Linked DNA regions of Mus musculus: region 1 is linked to region 2. A link is a loop called in an ENCODE intact Hi-C map of the cell type or tissue named here. Cell type or tissue: left cerebral cortex. All regions are shown on one strand.

Evidence for each region. A loop is a pair of places that touch in the nucleus more often than their neighbours do. Peaks named below come from ENCODE experiments on the same cell type or tissue, not always from the same donor. Only the 100,000 strongest peaks of a DNase experiment are listed, where the experiment ranks them.
Region 1: a loop joins it to region 2, with 2.3 times the contacts of the local background. A loop is called at or near these places in 1 of 42 quality-filtered maps.

The regions. Positions count from the first base shown.
Region 1 is chr9:111,311,848-111,316,847 of GRCm38, reverse strand. It overlaps Trank1 (tetratricopeptide repeat and ankyrin repeat containing 1), which reads right to left. Exons shown (of 22, transcript NM_001164659.1): 1 at 4,597-5,000. Among named protein-coding and RNA genes, the nearest start is that of Trank1, 2.6 kb to the right of the region's middle. In left cerebral cortex, CTCF peaks have their summits at 2,412 (motif pointing right) and 4,000; DNase peaks (open chromatin) are centred at 3,352, 3,821, 4,109, 4,782 and 2 more places; H3K4me3 peaks cover 2,233 bases; H3K27ac peaks cover 2,057 bases.
Region 2 is chr9:111,437,412-111,442,411 of GRCm38, reverse strand. It overlaps Dclk3 (doublecortin-like kinase 3), which reads right to left and starts at 3,331. Exons shown (of 5, transcript NM_172928.5): 1 at 3,060-3,331. The coding sequence starts at 3,147. In left cerebral cortex, a CTCF peak has its summit at 2,735; DNase peaks (open chromatin) are centred at 657, 2,408, 2,745 and 3,250; H3K4me3 peaks cover 3,629 bases; H3K27ac peaks cover 1,619 bases.

The sequences.
Region 1 (5,000 bases), 130 kb after region 2:
AGGGTATATTATAGTAGATACCAATGAAATCCAAAGGATCATTAGGGAATGCTTTAAACTTTTCAGCTCCAAAAGACTTGAAAATTTATACAAAATAAATTCCTGGGGACAGAAAGATTCCTTACCAAGACAAAATGAAGGAGATATAAGCAATTGTAAAAAGATCTATAATGTTCACTGAGATTCAAATAGCAACTAATTAAGAGTCTGTCAACAAAGAAAAATCCAAGACTGAACATATTTACTACTGAATTTTCCCAAATGTTTAAAGGCTAATATACCACCTGGGTGGTGGTGACTCACAACTTTGATCTCATCACTTGGGAGGCAGAGGCAGGTGGATCCCTGTGAGTTTGAGGCCAGACTGGTCTACAGAGCTAGTTCCAGGGCAGCTAGTACTATACAGAGAAGCCAAGTCTCAAAAAAAAGGGCCGTGGGGGTAGCTAACAAACACACCAATGCTCCTCAAACTGCTCCCTAAATGTGTAGGGAAGCAACACTCCCAAACTCATTCTATGAAACTGGTATTACTCTGATTCCAAAAGTAGATAAAGACCCAAAGAAAACTAGGCACAAATTTCCCTGACATAGATTCATACTTTCTCAATAAAACATTTGCAAACTGAACCAATAAATTAAGAAGATAACCAAGCCGGGCGGTGGTGGCATATGCCTTTAATCCCAGCACTTGGGAGGCAGAGGCAGGTGAATTTCTGAGGTCGAGGCCAGCCTGGTCTATAGTGTGAGTTCCAGGACAGCCAGGGCTACACAGAGAAACCCTGTCTGTCTCGAAAAACCAAAAAAGAAAGAAGAAGAAGAAGAAGAAGAAGAAGAAGAAGAAGAAGAAGAAGAAGAAGAAGAAGAAGAAGAAGAAGAAGATGATGATGATGATGATGATGATAACCAAGTTGGTTTCACCCCAGAAATGCAAAGACAGTTCAACATACCCAACAGAAGAGGGTGGAGAGATGGCTCAGTGGTTAAAAGCACTGAGTGCTCTTTCAGAGGTCCTGAGTTCAATTCCCAGCAACCACACATGGTGGCTCACAACCATCTGTAATGGGATCTGATGTCTTCTTCTGGTGTGTCTGAAGGCAGTGACAGAGTGCTCACATACATTAAATAAATCTTTAAAAAAAAAAGCACACAAACTTAACACTGGAAATCCTATGATTGCCTCAACCAATGCAGAAAACAGCTTAGATAAAATTCAATATCCATTTTGGTTTTTAAAAAGCCCTAAAGAGTAAGAATGGACATTGCATATCATAAAAGCTATTATAATATTGTTCTAAGTGAGGGGAAATTGAGAATCACTTCTCTAAAATCTGGAATAATAGGTTGTCCATTCTGTCTGCTTGCATTCAACATAGTATCCAAAGCCTTAACTAGAGTGATAAGGAGAGAGAGAGAGACAGAGAGAGAGAGAGAGAGAGAGAGAGATTACAAATGGGGGAAAAAAAGAATCATAATATCCTGTTTGTAAGCAACATTATCTTATACTTTAAAAAACTATGCCTGAAAACTCATACCTGATAAATATTCTCAGCAATGTAGGATACAAAAATCAACATACAAATGTAGTAGCTTTTCTACATAACAATAGTGAACTTGCAAAGAAAGAAACTGGGTTGGGGGATGGAGGTAAATCCATCCACAATGCTTCAAAACTATAAAATAAAACACTTAAGAATAAACTTAACCAAGGAGGTAAAAGACCTTTATAATGAAAACCTCAAAACCCTGAAGAAAATACTAGAAGATGGAGAGGCCTCCCATGACCATAGATCGAAGGAACAGTGAATAATACTGAAAACAGCCCACAGGTTCAGTGCAATCCTAACCAAAGCCCCAACATACTTCACAGAGAAAAATCCACAGGTTTATATGGAAGCACAAAAGACCCTGAATAGCCAGAGCAACTGTTAGCAGAATAAACAGTGGCATAATATCATCACAATACCTGGACCTAAAATATATTACAGAGCCATTGTAACAAAACAATATGGTACTGGCCCAGAAACAGACACACAGACCAACTGACTAGATCAGGGCACTCATCAACCAACACACACAGCTGTAGGAACCTAGTTCCTGGAAAACATGTCAAAATGTACTTTGGGAACAAAAGTTGCACAAATGACGCTGGGGGAACTGTGTATTCACATGTGGAACTGTGTATTCACATGTAGATCCATGAAACTAGACCTCCTTCTCTCAGTCTGAAAAAGAAAAAAATCAATTCAAAATAGATCAGTCACAGGTTACCATAAGCCCCGACACTCTGAAAGGCAAGGACTCTCTGAAAAGGGCTCCAACATCTAAGGATATAATTGCACTCACTGACAACTAGGATTGCAGGAAATTGAAACGCATGTGTGATCAGTGCCCAAGAAGGCCAGGAGAGGGCGCCAGAATCCCAGAAAGTGGAATTAGGGACATTGTGAACCACCAGGTGAGACAGGGGAACCACCCCAGGTCCTCTGCTAGAGCAGGAAGTGGGAGTAACCTAGTGGGAGTAACCTAGCTACTAGTATCTACTCCCTAGCTACTAGTAACTACTAGGTTACTCTCTAGCTCCCAAAACTCCAGAATTACAAATGGCCGATAAATGTGTTTAATGCGTTCAACATTCTTAGACAACAGGAAAATGCAAATTAAAACTACATTGATATCCCATTTCCCTCCAGCCAGAATATGTATCTTCAGGAAAATACTTGACAAGAACTGGAAAGGCTATGGGTGGGGTTAGAGGGACCCTTAATGTGCTAGCAGTGCCCCTGTACACTGGTGGTACAGCCATTGCAGCAATCAGTGCAGACGTCTCTCAAAAAGACTAACGGGAGAACTACCTCATGAACCAGATACTCGATGGCACCGACCTGAAGGAGCCAAAGCCAGAGAACCAGAGAGACTCGCACATTCATACTCATTGCTGCAGTATTCAGTGTTCAAGATGTAGAATCAGCCTCCACACTCATCAAGAGGAAAATAAAGAAACTGTGGCATATATACACAATTACTCATGCATAAAGAATCAAACTGCATGATTTGAATGTAGAACTTGGGAATCATCAAGTAAAATAAAATTAGCCAGACTCAGAAAGGCAAATCTTGTTTCCTCTCACATGTACAATCTAAAATTTCCCCCTTCTCTCTCTCTCTCTCTCTCTCTCTCTCTCTCTCTCTCTCTCTCTCTCACACACACACACACACACACACACACACACACACACACGGGGGGGGGGAGAAGGGAGGGAGGGAGAAGAGAGCGAGCAAGCAGGCATTTTGGTGAGAGGGAGGGGGGAGGTATGAGCAAAACACAATGACGTATTTGTATGAAACACTCTTAAGCCCGCCCACTGTGTACACTAAAATTTCATGAAATACTGAAATGAACTATTTTCTCATATGTAGAATCTAGATTTCTGTACCTATGAATGATGTGAAACACGGGGGACAGTTTGAAGGGAGCAGAGACAACCAAGGGGGAGGCAAGTACAAAGTACAGTAATAGTCATGTCATCGTGAAACCCTTTATTTTGTAGAGATTTTCTTAAACAATTTTTTTAAGATACAAAAAGGGGGGGGGACGGAATTCGCCCTGCAATCCTACAAAAGAGCCCCGATAGAAAAACAGTTTTAAATATTCCTGCTCCCTCTACAAGAAGGTACTTTCTAGAAAGCACCAAAGAGGTTGTAGATGCCAGCAGTGTAATAGCCTTTCCTCAAAATCAAAAAGGTGCCTTGCACGGGAAAAGCTGAACACTGGGTAGCTGGGGATAAATCCGGGTGTAAGGGACCGCAGAGCCTCTGGCTTTCCACTCATCCTCTCTAGCTAAAGATGCAGTGATTGCGACAGTGCTAACTGAGCTGAAGCGGGTCCCCAGGCTGCAGAGCTCACGGACTCCCTTGCCCTCCTTTCTAAATTTTGCTTTTTCTTTTTTTCCAAGTTGCACATCTCCCTAAGAACTATCCCCAGGCAGCCTCTCTCTTGCCTGCCTCGGTGAAACGCCCCCAGCAGAGAGCAGAGTCCCCCCCAGCGGGGCCCGCGAGCCCTCCGCGGCGGGTTACAAGTGCGCAGAGCCCGCGAGTGCAAGAGTGCGGGGGTTGGGGGCCCGAGGACGAACCGGGCTGAGCCGGGCCGAGCAGCAGGCTGAACCCGCGCTCCTGAGCAAACCGCCCCGCGACTCGGGTCGGCGGCGGAGGGTGGGCCGCGGAGGCCGCAGGGATGGAGGACCGAGGCCTCCCCCTCCAGGGGGCAGCCCGCGCCCCGCGCTCCCCGCCGATGCCGCGCCGTCATCCCCGCGCGGCTCCGCACACCTCGAGCCAAGCTGTGCGGCGAGGCGCGTCCGCCGCGGTGTGGCCCGGAGGCCCCTCCGGGGGGTGGGGGAGGATGGGGGTGGGGGTCCCCGCAGGGAAAGCTCCGCCGGGCACCGCTGCCCGCCCGGGCCGTGTCGCCCCGCGCGCCTTCCCGCGCCAGGCCGCGGTCGAGGGAGGGAGAAGGGGGGAGGGCAGACAACCCCGCGGGGCCTCGGGGACTCGGGGCCCGCAAAGCCCCAGACGCCCCCCCCCCAACCCCCGCCAGCTACGCACCTTGCCGCGCGCGGGTCCCACATGGCCGGGACTCGCCGCCGCCGCCTCGGGATGCGCGCAGGTGACACCGAGGCCCCGCGTTCCGAGGCCGGGGCCAGGCGGAAAGCTGCTTCCCGCGGCTCGTGCGGGACCGGCTGCGGGAGCGCCGCGCAGGCCGAGTCCGTGCTCCCACGCGGCTGCGGGGGCCCGAGAGCCGTCACGTATCGCCTCGCGGCGGGAGACGAAGGTGTCGCCTTTGCTCCGAGGAGAGTGTCGCGTCCCGCACCGCCGCGCGGGAGAGGCCCGCGGCGTGGCGGCCCGGCCTCCGGGGCCGAAAGCTTCGCGCCGGGCGCGCGGGACCGCGGCGTGGGGCCCCGTCTCGAGCTGCGTCTCCTCGGAGGCCAGCGGCGGCCCGCGGTCGTGGA
Region 2 (5,000 bases):
ACATGAAAGGAAAAATTTCCCCTGAACTGGGCAATGGAAAGATTTTACACACACACACACAAACACACATACACATACATATACATGTACACACAGGCACACACACATGCATATACACACATAGATAGATGCATACCACACATACACACACAAGCACACACATAGACCCACACACAGGCACACATACATACACAGATGTATACACACAAACACAAACATGCATATGCATTCATACATACACACAGGCATATACACATAGACACACACACATGGACACATACATAGATACATACACATACAAACATGCATACACATTCACCCACATATACATGCACACACACACAGGCACATGCATGCACATACACACATACATGTATGCATACACACACATACAAACACAAGCATGCATATGCACACACAGAGATATAAGAGCTTGGGACAACAGAACAACTCTCCACTTTATTTTTGCTTCTCTGAGCACCAAGTCCAAGGGCTGTCCCACCCAGAACTCTGAGCACTGTGCCAAAGGCACACTGATGAGGCCATGGTGCTGAGGTTTGCCAGTCCTGGGTCTGGGCACCAAGACCATGAGCCAAGATGAGGCACTGTGAATTCACCTAAAGGCGACCTAGAAGAAGCAGGCTTTCCACTGCTGCTGCTACCAATGCTGCTGGTAAGGAACAGTGGGAGGAGGAAGCACACTAAGAGTGAGAAGGCTCTCAGACATGGTGGCACATATCTGTAATCCCAGCACTCGAGAAGTGGAGGCAGAAGGATCATGAGTTCAAGGCCAGCCTCCGGTACATATATAGTTCAAAGTCAGCCTAGTTCACATGAGAGCCTCCTCCCAAAAACAAACATGGAAAGAAATCAGGGAGGGAGGGAAGGAGGGAGGGGGGACATGTGCTGGTTAGTTATTTTGGTCAAGTTGACACAAACCAGGGTCATTTGGGAAAAGGGGCCTTCAATTGAGAAAATGCCTCCATAAGACTAATAGTAAGTCTGTGGGCATTTTCTTGATTAATGATTAACGTGGGAGGGCCCAGCTCATTGTGGGCAGTGCCACCTCTGGACAAGTCAGCCTGGGTTATATAAGACCAAGACATAGGGACAAACCACTAAGCAGCATTCCTCTGTGACCCCTGCTTCTGCTTGTCCACAGGTTCTTGCCCTGAGTTCCTGTCCTGATTCCCTGTCATAGCGGACTGTAACCTATAAGCTAAAATAGACCCTTTCCTTCCCAAGCTGCTTCTGGCCATGGTGTTTATGACAGCAAAGAAGAGCAAACTAGAATAGGAGGGAAATGATTCCATGTTCTGTGGTTTGTTTCCTTGGTTGGTTGGTTGGTTGGTTGGCTGGTTAGTTGGTTGGTTGGTTGGTTGGTTGGTTGGTTGGTTGGTTTTGCTGTTGTTTCTCAGAATCAGACCCCAAGGAGGAATCCCTATGACAGGGAGTGAGTGTATTCATTGTTGTTCACAGGAAAGAGTGGTTGAGAACTGCAGAAGCCAGCTAAGACCCAAAAGCAAGCCGAGTGAGGGAAGCAAGACCCTCAAAGATCCTTGGGAGTTAACCATGTAATGACAAAGAAACTTAATGATAAACAAAGAACATCACGCCTCACTCAGTGTCCTAGTGAGGAGCCTAGGAGGTGAGCTAACTAATGTTCTCCTCAAGACCCATTAGTTGTCAGTCAGGGGCTGCCCCAGAGAGATGTGCACTTACAGCCAGTCCTTGCTCTGAACATGTAACAGCTGAGCAGCGCAAAGGTCAGCCTCCAGTGGAGGTAGGGGGTGACTTACAGCTCAGAGCCAAGTACTCGGGGCTCTAATGTGCCACAATAGGACTGTGGAGAGAGAGCTGGTCAGTAAGTATAACTCAGAAATCACAGCTGCCTCCCTTTGCCCTTCCTCCCGTGGCATCGCGCTAACAATACTATCACAGAGAACTTGCTTTGCTGAAGTTGGGAGTAGACAAACCAGCACTCCACAGCCCTGTTTCCTCCCTGGGGCTCTGCTTTCTCCCCCCCCCCCCCAGGAATAACGTGTCCCTACCTAGAGCTCTGGGAACCTCGCTTCTCTGTGATCCTTAGCCCAACACTAGCCCCAGTAGATCACCCCTGTAAAAGCCAACAGACCCCCCTCTGCAGGCCCCAAAACAGTCTCCTTAATGCCAGCATATGTTATAAGAGCGGTTGAGAGTGGGACCTAGCTCCCACTGGACGGCTATCAACCATCAAGTAGAGGACAGAGAATGGTCTGGACTCAGAAGGAGTGAGGCAGAGAAATGACTCACTATATGGAGCAAGTAACAACCTAATTCCCTCCACAGCTTCTCAGCCCCACTCCCAGCAGGCACATACTCTGGGAAGGTGTCCCCAGACGCCTCTGCCCGGCCCGGGAGCTGCCTCATCCTTTCTCCACCACACCTCGCCCCCAGAGCCAGACGTGGAAAGGAGTGAAAACGTGGGGCTATATTTGAAATGAATTGATGGTTCTATTTCTCCCGCTCTGATCTAGCCTGCTAATTCCCAAACACTCTGCCTGTACTGTTTCTTTCTAACCCCCCTTTGTTCTTCTGTGACTCTCTGGCTAGAAACAGCGCTCTGGAAAGCAGGGTTCAGTAAACCTCTCCACAACTCTTGGATGACCTTTGACAAGGAGGTAGCTCTAGAGCTTCAAAACAGAGGTTCTTTCAGAAAAGGATGGAATGAGGGACGTCTCTGGGTGACTAGTGCCTCCCCCATGAAGATTAATCAACGACAGCTCCCTCTGTGGTGACTCTTCCTGCAGCCTCCTGCACCTGCCCAGTATGTTTTTCCAGGAATGGCGTTCTGATTGCCCAGAGGGGAACCGCTCAAGCTGGTGTCACCCCCTAGCAAGTTTCCCGTTGTGTAGAGGGGTTGCACAAGTACACACATGCACACAACAGACTCACGCAGAGCACACATGAACTCAAATCGCAAGCCTGCACACATGCCTGCACAGTGCATCCCCGTAGGGTCTGCCTCTGCTGCCCCATCGCTCAGAGTGGGGTTCCCGACAGTCACCGAGGGCACTTACCCGGAATGGGAGGCGCAGGGCGACTGGGTGCCGGCGGGGCGGGGGTCGCTGGCGGCGGCGGCGGGCGCAGGACCGGCGCGGCTGGCATGGTTGGCGGCCTGGCTGCAGGTGGCAGCTCTTGGACGTGGCCCGACGGCGGCCAAGCGGGCGCAGGAAGGCGCCGGGACTACTCGCTGCACAGAGCGATCCAGGTCTCCTCTTCCTTTAGGTTGCTGCTGGCGGCAGCCACGGCGCAAGGACAGTCTCCTCAGCGCGAGCTTGACAACCGCGCTGCCGCCGCCGCCCCGCCCCGCCCCTCCCCGCCTCGCCCCGCCTCGCCCTAGGCCACCCGGGGGCGGTGGAGTTGGCAGTGAACTTGAGCAAGCAGGGCGCTCCAGGAGAGCTAGCTGGACAGCCAGTACCCCACAGGATCTCTTCTCTCTCTCTCTCTCTCTCTCTCTCTCTCTCTCTCTCTCTCTCTCTCTCATATCTCTCTCTCTCATATCTCTCTCTCTCATATATCTCCTTCCTACCTCCTTTCTCTCTCCTTCCTTCCCTCCTTCCTTCCCTATTCCCTCTGCCAAGGCTGTTCCAGCTAAGGGACTAGGGGACTGGTTTTGACTTGAGGCTCTACAGTGCTCTCAGTGGGTGACTCCCAAGTCAAGGAGGTCTGGAACCCCAGCAACCCTGCCTCTCCCTGCAGCACAGAGGCCAAACTGTAGGTACGCCACCAAAACGTTCTTTTTGCACCCAGAATCAAAGTTAGGACACAGTGGTTCCAACCCAGGAGGGGAAGAGAGTCAAATAGACGGAGCTTTAGGGATCAGATGCTGAGTCTCCTGCCTTGTGTGGCAGAAGTCAAGCAACACCTGATGGTGGATAACCATCGTTTCCCTGTAGTTTGGCTTAACACACTCGGCAGTAGGGGTCTTGAGCTCTCAGCTCAAGACAACACACCACAGTGCATTTATCCCACACGTTGCTGCATGCTGTGGGGAAAACTAACTGTTCACATATTCACAACCCCCCCACCTTATTAACAGAACACCAATTTTAGCTGAAGACATTGCAACCCTCAATAAAGACTGCATTTCCCAGCTGCCCTGGTGCCAAAACTAACCAATAAGAAAAGGTCTTGGCCAGTGAAATATAACTGGGAAGCTTTGTGTGAGACTCTCAAAATGGTTTTGAGGCTCATAGATGCTTTCCGTGGTCCCGTTCCACCTCCTGCCTCACCTGGCATTCAAATATGGTATCTATAGTATGTTAGATTACAGGAGTAATTTCTCGTTCCATCTTTTAATAGACTTAGACCACCTACCTGTATTAGATAGTCTCATTACTGTGACAAAACACATAAGCTAACCAGTAGCCAATTTTTTAAATTATTTTTTATTATTTTAAATTATGTGCACAAGTATGTGTTGGGAGGTGCACATTGGTGTAGGTGCCCACAGATTTTTGCAGAGGATGTCCAAGCCCCTGGAGCCTGAGTTATAACAACCAACTTGTGAGCCATCTCTTGTGGGTCTGAGAACCAAATTCAAGTCCTCTCCAACACAAGGGAGTACTCTTAAGCACTAAGCCATCTCCCTAGCTCCCTGAGTTCATGCTTTAAATGGAAGAAATATTTGTTTGGATCATAGTCTCAGAGGTTTCAATTCATGCTTGCTTGGCCCTGGTGGTGGTGCAGCATGTCATGACAAGAACACAAGAAGGAAGAGATTTATTTATTAGATCTTGACGGCCAAGAAGCAAAGACAAGAAAGTGCTGGGGCCCCGGTATCACTTCAAGGGTGTGATGCCAGTGACCTAACTTCCTCCCACTAATTGGCATACCCAAATGGCCTGCCACCACAGGCTAGAGAGTAGGCCTTCAACCCCTAGGCTTCTGGGGAAGATCCAAGATCCAAATCACAACCACACCCTTTGTCCCTTCAAACCACAGTATTTCTCTGCATC